Linked DNA regions of Homo sapiens: region 1 is linked to region 2. A link is an interaction called in ENCODE POLR2A ChIA-PET data of the cell type or tissue named here. Cell type or tissue: OCI-LY7. All regions are shown on one strand.

Evidence for each region. ChIA-PET counts read pairs that join two places held together with the same protein. Peaks named below come from ENCODE experiments on the same cell type or tissue, not always from the same donor. Only the 100,000 strongest peaks of a DNase experiment are listed, where the experiment ranks them.
Region 1: POLR2A ChIA-PET joins it to region 2 with 13 read pairs; 2 of 35 experiments call an interaction of 5 or more read pairs at or near these places.

What each region holds. Positions count from the first base shown.
Region 1 is chr17:28,739,788-28,744,787 of GRCh38, reverse strand. NEK8 (NIMA related kinase 8) reads right to left here. Exons shown (of 15, transcript NM_178170.3): 11 at 4,175-4,325; 12 at 3,803-3,966; 13 at 3,552-3,710; 14 at 3,217-3,375; 15 at 1,333-2,829. The coding sequence ends at 2,801. TRAF4 (TNF receptor associated factor 4) reads right to left here and starts at 777. Exons shown (of 7, transcript NM_004295.4): 1 at 533-777. The coding sequence starts at 675. RefSeq lists silencers at 299-498, 519-928, 1,383-1,677, 3,497-3,556 and enhancers at 1,383-1,677, 701-1,701, 2,837-2,996, 3,857-3,966, 4,007-4,146. In OCI-LY7, no CTCF peak of the experiment used is centred here; DNase peaks (open chromatin) are centred at 247, 827, 2,757, 3,087 and 2 weaker places; H3K4me3 peaks cover 4,521 bases; H3K27ac peaks cover 5,000 bases.
Region 2 is chr17:28,582,493-28,587,492 of GRCh38, reverse strand. It overlaps SPAG5 (sperm associated antigen 5), which reads left to right. Exons shown (of 24, transcript NM_006461.4): 5 at 994-1,068; 6 at 1,311-1,403; 7 at 1,495-1,629; 8 at 1,840-1,959; 9 at 2,082-2,174; 10 at 2,278-2,391; 11 at 2,748-2,841; 12 at 3,013-3,160; 13 at 3,241-3,343; 14 at 3,507-3,640; 15 at 3,844-3,982. Among named protein-coding and RNA genes, the nearest start is that of ALDOC, 8.1 kb to the right of the region's middle. In OCI-LY7, no CTCF peak of the experiment used is centred here; no DNase peak of the experiment used is centred here.

The DNA of each region.
Region 1 (5,000 bases), 160 kb before region 2:
AGTCCGGGTTTAAATCCTAGTTAAGCCTTTAAGTAACTATGTGACCCTGGGCAAGTCGCAGCCTTTCTTTGAATCTCGTTTCATGATCTGTGAAATGGGAGAACAATAGCTACCGTTCTCTGAACGTTCGAAGAATCAGAAGAGGTTAGATGGGGGAAAGCTCCGGAGGCTCAAACTGCCACGCGGGAGCGGGTTTTGTCCTCTTCCCCCAGGATTCAAAGTTCAAGGCTGAGGCCGCGCCGGCTCTCAGGTGACGGGGAAGGGCCTCTTCCCCTCCTGACCCCACGAGAAGGCGCCGAGGTCTTCCGCCCCGGGCCGGGCAGTTGGGACCCGCCCGGACCCCTCGGATTCCTGCGGGGGGGGCCTCCCTCGGGGCTTGACGTCATCCCTCCCCGTGACGTCACGGGGCGCCCCTGAGGTCACAGGGTCGCAGCGCAGACAAAGGCCCGCCTTGCCCCGGGCCCGAGACCCTCCCCAGGCGGCGCCCCCCGCCCCGCCCCGCCCCCGCTGTCCCCTGCTCCCCGGCCAGCACCTGAGGAACTCCTGCAGGCAGGTATCGCAGAAACGGTGGCCGCAGGTGGAAACCTGCACAGGCTCGCGCATGGGCTTCCCGCACAGTGGGCACAGCAGCCGTCGCTTGGGCTTCTCCAGGAACTTGTAGTCGAAGCCAGGCATGGCGGGCGAGCGGCCGGCACGGGCGAGCGGGGCCAGGCACGCGGCGGCCCCACAGCCCGCGCCTCGCTGGAGCGGCGCTCCCGGCTCCGGGCGGCGCCGACTGGCGGTCGCGGCCAGGGCTCGGCTGTGAAGCCCGCCCTCCGGAAGAGAGGGCGGACCGCGGCCGCGCGGTCCTAATGCGCGCCCTCGCGGCCCCGCCCACCCCCGAGTGCATGGTTTTTGGGTCTGGTGACCGCCAGTCTCGCCCACCCACGGGATCATGGGCTTTTCTTTCCCCTGGGGGACAGAGATCGTGGCTCCGCTTCTCCCCAGAGCCCGCGGGCCCCGGGGAAGTGCGGGTCGGAAAAGGGGACGGGCCGCGCCACAAAGGTTTTCTTCTCCAGAGGCAACAGCTCGGCCTCCGGGGCCGTGAGCAGCCCAGGAACCGTGGCCCCAGCTTCCAGGTGCTAGGCAGCCGAAGCCTGGCAACCAGCTCCGGGGAGCCCAGCTGGGGCGGGGAGGCTGGACTGGGCGCTGGGCCAGAGGAACCTCGGCCCCAGCCTCCGGCTGCGCCCACATTCCTCCCTTGGCCGCAGCCCTGCCACCGAGGTCGGGCCCAGCCCAGTCCTGGGGTGCCTGGTCGCCACCCCCACCCTTGAAGACACCACACTCCAGGCAGGCAGCTGATATTTTTATTGGCCTTCCTGTCCTCTGGGAAACCGGTCTGGTCCCACCAGCTACCCATTCTCTCAACTGTTTCTGGGGAAAGGCATGGGGGGGACGGGCAATCTCCAGCGCGGATCTTTTCTGCAGCACTTAGTGACTCCTGCCCTCCTGCTGGGGAAGAGAGGCAAGCCGACGTCTAGCAAATCCTGCCTCAGGATGAAAGTGTAGGGGAGGTGGCAGCACTCCCGGGGACCGCCCAGCCCCGGGCTATGCAGAAGCTAGGCAGGCCTAATGGCCAGTCCAGGCAGGCCCTGGCTTGCCCTGCTCCAAAGTATGGAGATAGAGTCCCGGTAAGCACCAAATACTTTTTTTTTTTTTTTTTTTTTTTTTTTTTTGAGAGGGAGACTTGCTCTGTCATCCAGGCTGGAGTGCAGTGGTGCGATCTCGGCTCACTGCAAACTTCACCTCCCGGGTTCAAGGGATTCTCTTGCCTTAGCCTCCAGAGTAGCTGGGATTACAGGCGCCCGTCACCATGCCTGGTTAATTTTTGTATTTTTAGTAGAGACGGGGTTTCACCATGTTGGCCAGGCTGGCCTCAGTCTACTGACCTCAAGTGATCCGCCCGCCTTGGCCTCCCAAAGTGCTGGAATTACAGGCGTGAGCCACCGCACCCAGCCTTATTTTCTTCTTTTTTTTTTTTTTTGGTGGAGACAGCGGTCTCGCTATGGTCCCCAGGCTGGTCTCCCAACTCCTGGCCACAAGGGATCAAGGGATCCTCCTGGCCAAAGCACTGCCTATGCAGGTGTGAGCCACCGCCGCCGGCCCAGACTTATTTTCTAACTGGGCTAGGGGAAAGGGTAGGGTCTGTGTGGAGCTACAGCTGCCTTCAGCCTTTTTTGTTTTTTTTTTTTTTTTGAGACGGAGTCTGGTTCTGTCGCCCAGGCTGGAGGGGTTTACGCCATTCTCCTGCCTCAGCCTCCTGAGCAGCTGGGACTACAGGCGCGTGCCACCACGCCCAGCTAATTTTTTTGTATTTTTAGTAGAGATGGGGTTTCACCACGTTAGCCAGGATGGTCTCGATCTCCTGACCTCGTGATCCGCCCGCCTCAGCCTCCCAAAGTGCTGGGATTACAGGCGTGAGCCACTGCGCCCGGCTGCCTTCAGCCTTTTTATGGCAAGGCTCTGGAGGCCACCCTGCTTCCAAAGGCTAGGTCTGCCTTCTAACTCTAGCCAGGCTGGACCCTGGGGACACTGACTGAAGGGAGGAAGGGGTAGGAAGGGCAAAGAGGTGGTAGGAGAACAAAGTGGTTGAGGTTTCCATATCCAAGGCCAAAAGCAGAGCAGGGGTTTTGCCAGCCCTGATACCCCATGATGACACAATCCAGGAGACAGCTGCAAGTCATGCCTTGGGCACCTGCACTTTTCAGAGCATTCAGAGGAGAAGCAATATCAGGGTGGTCCAGAGGTGAATCCGGGTGCCTCAGGGGGGGACCGGCTCATCTGTGACCGCTGGAGGGTACCGAAGAGAAACCCTTGCAGCTTCTGAGGGCAGTGCCTCCAGAAATCATCACCCACCTCCCACTCCCACTGGGCCCTGGATTCTGGACCCTGTTAGGCCAGAAAGAGAGTTTCAGCATCAACGGGACTCAGCAGTAGGAGAAAGAATGCATGTGAGCCCTGGGGAGCAGTGGAGGCAGCCCTTCCATGAGGCCCAAGAAGCACCAGCCTTGGCCACCCCAGGCAGGAAGCTTGAAGCTTTTCAACCGCAGCTTCTGCTTTTTTTATCTGGGGGCTAAAGATGCTTTTGGTGATGTGGCCATCTGTGAACACTGGGGATGGGAGTGTGGACAGGGGCCAGCTGGGCTGTGTGGTGAAGTGGGAAAAGTTACAACTCACATCGAACAGCCAGGAGGGTGTTTCCATGGCAACAGGACACGGAAGTCACCGTGTAAGGGTGTGTCTCATCCAACTGCACTGGCCGAGGGAGTCCGGCATCCTCATCCCTCCTTCCCAATCGACCTCGCGCCCCTTTGCCCCAAGAGTACACTTCGCTCTCTGCCAGGAAGAATCCCCAGGAGGGAAGTGGGAAGTGGGCACAGCCCGAGCAGGATCTCCCCTCCCACATTGCCAGGATGGCCCCTGGGAGGCTCCAGAGTCCAGTGGCCCTGAATAGCAACCCCCACCCCCCACTGCTCATGGCACTGTCTGCCCCCACCATGCTCAGTCCTCACCTGCCCCAATAGCTACAGTGAAGGCATCCCCACAGGCTACCATTGCCATCTTGATGCCCTCAAGGCCTTGGACCTTACAGGGTGCCCGACTGCCTCGGCGAGTATTGGTGCCCAACTGTCCGTGCTGATTGCTGCCAAAAGTGTAGCAATCACCCGAGGCTATGGGGGAGAGGAAGGAAAGGGGTGCTTCAACAGGGTACCAAGGAGACCGTGAGTCCCCCTCTGACCTCCAGAGCCCAAGTCCTCCTCACCAGTCACAGCAGCTGAGTGAGCAGTGCCCAGGTCTATACTCAGCAGAGGCTCCTGGTCCAGGGGTGCAGAGCCTAGTAGTGTGAAGCTCAGGGCCTCCTCCACTTGCTGGTGGGGGACAGGCTCCTCCCCCAGGGAGAGGTGGTCCAGGCCCAGCTTGTTGAACCTGAGGGCAGAGCCAGAAGCCAAATCCAACTGACAGACAGTTTGGGCAGGAGCTGGTGCACCAGGAGACAGATCCCACCCTGGGTTGAACCAATAGCACCCTCAACCCCCTCAATTCTGGTCTTTGGTGAAAGGTAGGCAATGATGGACGGAGCACTTGCAGCCAAGGAGAGCCAGGGGCAGGTTAGTCATCCTGATGATCTATTCACCTGTTGCTCCCACAGGCTAGGGCTTGGCCAGGCACAGTGAGGATCATGGAGGAATCGATACCACATACAACTCGCTGAGCTTCCTGTCCTGGGGGCATGGGCACCTGCTGGGGGCAGCTGTGGGACTCCCTGGTGCCTAGCCCCAGTCTGCCTACAAGAAGAAACCCAGAAGGAGTTAATTTGAGCTTTAGTGGGGGTGATGCCCGAATGAGGAGGGCCCACTGAGGGGAGGGAACAGCATGAGTTCTCTGTTCTCTCAGTCCCAAATGCCTTTCCTAGGCCCCTCTGCTGGTTAAAATCCTCCTTCTTTATTTTTTATTTTTATTTTTCGAGACTGAGTCTCACTCTGTCGCCAAGGCTGGAGTACAAGGGTATGATCTTCACTCACTGCAACCTCTGCCTCCTGGGTTCAAGCGATTCTCCTGCCTCAGCCTCCTGAGTAGCCGGGATTACAGGCATGCACCACCATGCCCAGCTAATTTTTTTATTTTTAGTAGAGACGGGGTTTTACCATGTTGGCCAGGCTGGTCTTGAACTCCTGACCTTGTGATCCACCTGCCTCGGCCTCCCAAAGTGCTGGGATTACAGGCGTGAGCCACCACGCCGGCTCAAAATCCTCCTCCTTTAAAGCCCTGTTCAAATGACATCTCTCTCCTCCAGTTGACATTACTGTTCACTGAATTCCACGCCTCTGCACTGGGGTGTAGCCCTGATGCTATCTGTTCTCTGGCATGCTGGCAATGTCATCTTTCTCCCACTAGACTGAGTCCTCCAGGAAGACAAGAACCCATCAGTGTCATCTCTAGTTTCAGTGGCCAGCCTGATG
Region 2 (5,000 bases):
GCTCACTGCAACCTTGCCTCCCGGTTTCAAGTGATTCTCCTGCCTCAGCCTCCGGAGTAGCTGGGATTACAGGCACGTGCCACCACGCCTGGCTAATTTTGTAGTTTTAGTAGACATGGGGTTTCTCCATGTTGGTCAGGCTGGTCTCGAACTCCCGACCTCAGGTGATCCGCCCGCCTTGACCTCCCAAAGTGCTGGGATTACAGGTGTGCGCCACCGCGCCCAGCCTTTTTTTTTTTTTTTTAGAGATGGGGTTTCACTGTGTTGCCCAGGCTGGTCTTGAACTCCCGGACCCAAGTGATCCTCCTGCCTCAGCCTCTGAAGGTGCTGGGATTACAGGCATGAGTCACTGTGCCTGGCTAAACAAAGAAATTTTTTACCTACCTGTGGATTTTTCTTTCTGACTTGGCTTCATTGAATTGAGTACTTTGCTTCTGCTTTTAATAGGAAAGGTGGCTGGGTGTGGCAGGAGCACTTTGGAAGTCCGAGGCAGGAGGACTGTTTGAGGCCAGGAGTTTGAGACCAGCCAGGGCAACATAGCAAGACCTCATCTCTACAGAAAATAAAAAATAAATAAAATAGGAAAGGCTCCTATAACTCACTGGGTGGGAGGAAGAATGAGGTGCTGGTGGTACATGTTGCCTACTCAAAAGGAACAACTTGGCTGGTCATGGTGGCTCACCCCTGTAATCCCAGCACTTTGGGAGGCCGAGTCGGTGGATCACTTGAGGCCAGGAGTTCAAGACCAGCCTGGCCAACATGGTGAAACCCCGACTCTACTAAAAATATACAAATTAGCTGGGTGTGGTAGTGCATGCCTGTAATCCCAGCTACTTGGGAGGCTGAGGCATGAGAATTGCTTGAACCTGGGAGGTGGAGGTTGCAGTGAGCTGAGATTGTGCCACTGCACTCCAGTCTGGATGATAGAGCAAGACTCTGTCTCAAAAACAAACAAACAAACAAAACAAGGAACAACTCTGTTTTTCTGGCTAGATAACTAATAAACTTCAGCATCTTAAGGAGAGCCATGAGATGGGACAGGCCCTACAGCAGGCCAGAAATGTCATGGTAAGTGATGATTGACCTTACACCACCACTGGGTCTCCTGTGAAGATGAAGAATGGAGAATCCTGGGTGGTTAGTAGATGGTGATACTAAGTCGTGGTGGTGAAGGGAGGTTTCCAAACATTTGTAAAGTACATCTCCTTATGCGGAGCTTGGAATTGGGGTTAGCGGTTTTCCTCCCCAGTGCCCCTGTTTCCTGCTTAGTGACTTTATTTGATCTCACCTACCCATTTTTTTCTCTACAGCAATCATGGGTGCTTATCTCTAAAGAGCTGATATCCTTGCTTCACCTATCCCTGTTGCATTTAGAAGAAGATAAGACTACTGTGAGTCAGGAGGTAAGCAGCCTGAAGATGGAGGTGGAGGCCTGTGGTGGGACTAAAAGCCATAAAGAGGAACCAGACACATTAACTGATTCTTACCATATAGTCTCGGCGTGCAGAAACATTGGTCTGTTGCTGTTTTGATTTGCTGAAGAAATTGAGGGCAAAGCTCCAGAGCCTCAAAGCAGAAAGGGAGGAGGCAAGGCACAGAGAGGAAATGGCTCTCAGAGGCAAGGATGCGGTAAGGTGACAGGCATTTGTTCTTGGATGTGGGAGGTTTCCACCTCAAGGTTCCTGCAGGAACACAAATGCACTTTAGACACAGATGGGTGGCCTAAGAACTGCCTGCCCTGGGCAGTAAAGAACTGATCTATTGAGGTGTCATGGTTACATCTTTTTGTGCTGGCTCCCCTGTTGCCCACTGTGGCCTTGCAACCACTTCCCTCAATAGGCAGAGATAGTGTTGGAGGCTTTCTGTGCACACGCCAGCCAGCGCATCAGCCAGCTGGAACAGGACCTAGCATCCATGCGGGAATTCAGAGGCCTTCTGAAGGATGCCCAGACCCAACTGGTAATTTAAGGGCATTTTCTTTCCTGGGGTCTGTGCTGACAGACTGGGAGGGTAGTTGCATACTCCCACTTTGCTGTATCCAAAGGGAAGGGGTTCCCGCCTAGGCAATCTTTCTTTTGTAGGTAGGGCTTCATGCCAAGCAAGAAGAGCTGGTTCAGCAGACAGTGAGTCTTACTTCTACCTTGCAACAAGACTGGAGGTCCATGCAACTGGATGTGAGTATTTGGGACCATCATAACTAATTCCTTACTCACATCAAGTCCTGTTGTGAGCTTTGCCTCAAGTGTGCTCTACTGACCTGCTTGCTTCCCCTGGTAGTATACAACATGGACAGCTTTGCTGAGTCGGTCCCGACAACTCACAGAGAAACTCACAGTCAAGAGCCAGCAAGCCCTGCAGGAACGTGATGTGGCAATTGAGGAAAAGCAGGAGGTACAAACCAAGAGTGGGGACTGCTTAGGCTTGGTTTCCTTCCTAATGTGTGATACCATTAGCCTCTTACCCTGGATCTGTTTTCTTTTCACCCTGTGGGTTTGGAGGCCAGCCAGTAAGGTCTCTTAGCTGTAAGATGGCCTTAAGCGCAGTTTTTTCCTTTGCCCTTCAGCATCTTTACTTCAGCAACTTTTCTCCTGTCTCTACTTTTTCCTGAGGATCAACCTTATTTTCTGCAATGTTGATGCCCAGGAGCAAGGTAGTTTTCTGTCTTGTCCAGAAAGAGAAGCTGGACCAAGTCCTGGGATTATTGATTCAGGAGGAACTATAGGAGGAAAACCATCTGTTCTTCCTAGGTTTCTAGGGTGCTGGAACAAGTCTCTGCCCAGTTAGAGGAGTGCAAAGGCCAAACAGAACAACTGGAGTTGGAAAACAGTCGTCTAGCAACAGGTGTTTGTGTGTGTGTGTGTGTATGCATGCATGTAAGCATTTGAGCCCTGTTAAGGCTTGGAGTGTGGCACTAGAGCAAGGAAGTACTCAGGAGCACTTGCTTTGGAGCAGAAGTTTGGGGAGTTTCTAGCCTGCTGACCGCATGGTGTCATTAGGATACTTTTGTTCTAGATCTCCGGGCTCAGTTGCAGATTCTGGCCAACATGGACAGCCAGCTAAAAGAGCTACAGAGTCAGCATACCCATTGTGCCCAGGACCTGGCTATGAAGGATGAGTTACTCTGCCAGCTTACCCAGAGCAATGAGGAGCAGGCTGCTCAGTGAGTTCCTAACGGGGTACTGTGGCAGTAGGCATCCAGGATTTAGGACCAAATGGGATCTAATATGTTGTCTCTGGCAGATGGCAAAAGGAAGAGATGGCACTAAAACACATGCAGGCAGAACTGCAGCAGCAACAAGCTGTCCTGGCCAAAGAGGTGCGGGACCTGAAAGAGACCTTGGAGGTAAGGAATATGGCTTGGGCCAAGGGAGCTGGTAAGCCTCAGGAGTGTGATTCTTGCCTGATAGTGTTGAGGTAAGGTTTGAGACTGTGAACTAGAAAAAGCCTCTGTACCCAGGGCACTAAAATTCTCCCTCCCTGTCTTGCTCCTTCTCTTGTCTTCCCAGTTTGCAGACCAGGAGAATCAGGTTGCTCACCTGGAGCTGGGTCAGGTTGAGTGTCAATTGAAAACCACACTGGAAGTGCTCCGGGAGCGCAGCTTGCAGTGTGAGAACCTCAAGGACACTGTAGAGAACCTAACGTAAGTTCTCTAACTTTCTGTACTTCCCCCTAAGTGCTTATTTTTTTCTCAGGAACACTTCTAGAAGCCAAAATCTCCAAGAAGAGAACTGTGAGTGTTGAGCCTCTTGTTTCTCTCCTTTAATGCAGCTCTGTGGGGATTTGGGATAGGCGTTCAGAGAAGGTAATTTGGTCTTTGGTCATCTTCCCTGTTCCTTATTTCAGGGCTAAACTGGCCAGCACCATAGCAGATAACCAGGAGCAAGATCTGGAGAAAACACGGCAGTACTCTCAAAAGCTAGGGCTGCTGACTGAGCAACTACAGAGCCTGACTCTCTTTCTACAGACAAAACTAAAGGAGAAGGTAGGATCCTGGGGTTCCTTCTCTTCTCTTCCAATTGTATCTTTATTTTACAGATAGTCTTCCTAAAACATTACTCTTTTTCTAACTGTGACCTTTTATGATTTCAGTTACCTACAGGACCTCATTAGCCTGTTGCTCAAACCTTTCTTCCCCTGTCTCCTATCTCCCTATTATGAACACTTTGCCCCAGCTAGACTGCCTGTATGCTACACACATGTCCCCATTTTTATCCCCAGAACCCAGACTCTGGCTGTTCCCACATTCATTCTATTCTTTCTTCAAACTGGAAATGCCTTTTCTATTAAAATCCTCCCTTCCGACCTGGGCAACGTGGTGAAAACCATCTCTACAAAAAAATACAGAAATTAGCCCAGGTGTAGTGTTGTGAACCTGTAGTCCCAGCTATCTGGGAGGCTGAGGTGAGAGGATCACCTGAGCCTGGGAAGTTGAGGCTGCAGTGAGCCATGATCATACCTGGCTAATTTTTTTGTATCACTGCACTCCAAACTGGGTGAGAGTGAAACCCTTTCCCCCACAAAAAAAGAAATCTTCCCTGGTTTACCTTCTTTGAACTGTTCCCAAATCAAATCATGTGGACCCGGTGATCTTTTCTTCTGCCATATTTCTCATGAACTTACTCTTCTTTTGTATTTGTATTAATTTTCCTTGGATACCTGGTCTCTTCAACCAGACTATGTTTCAAGAAAGCAGAAATATAGCCTTCTTTGGCCTCCCTGCAGTGTGCACTAAACAATAAATGGTTGACATCATTCAGAATACAAAGGTAATTAGCTTATTCAGCAGATAAGGCACAACAAATATCCTAAAATCTGGCAATTGCTTATGACCTGATCCTCTTCCCCAACTGGGTACCGAGCACAGGAAATGCCATCAAATCTACAGTTTAGCATGGAAGACAAACAGATGTAAACTTGTCATCTTGACTTATGATCATGGTAGAGGTCTGCATGGACCACTGTGAGAGATAGAGAGGGGAGCACCACTTCAGCCTTCGAGA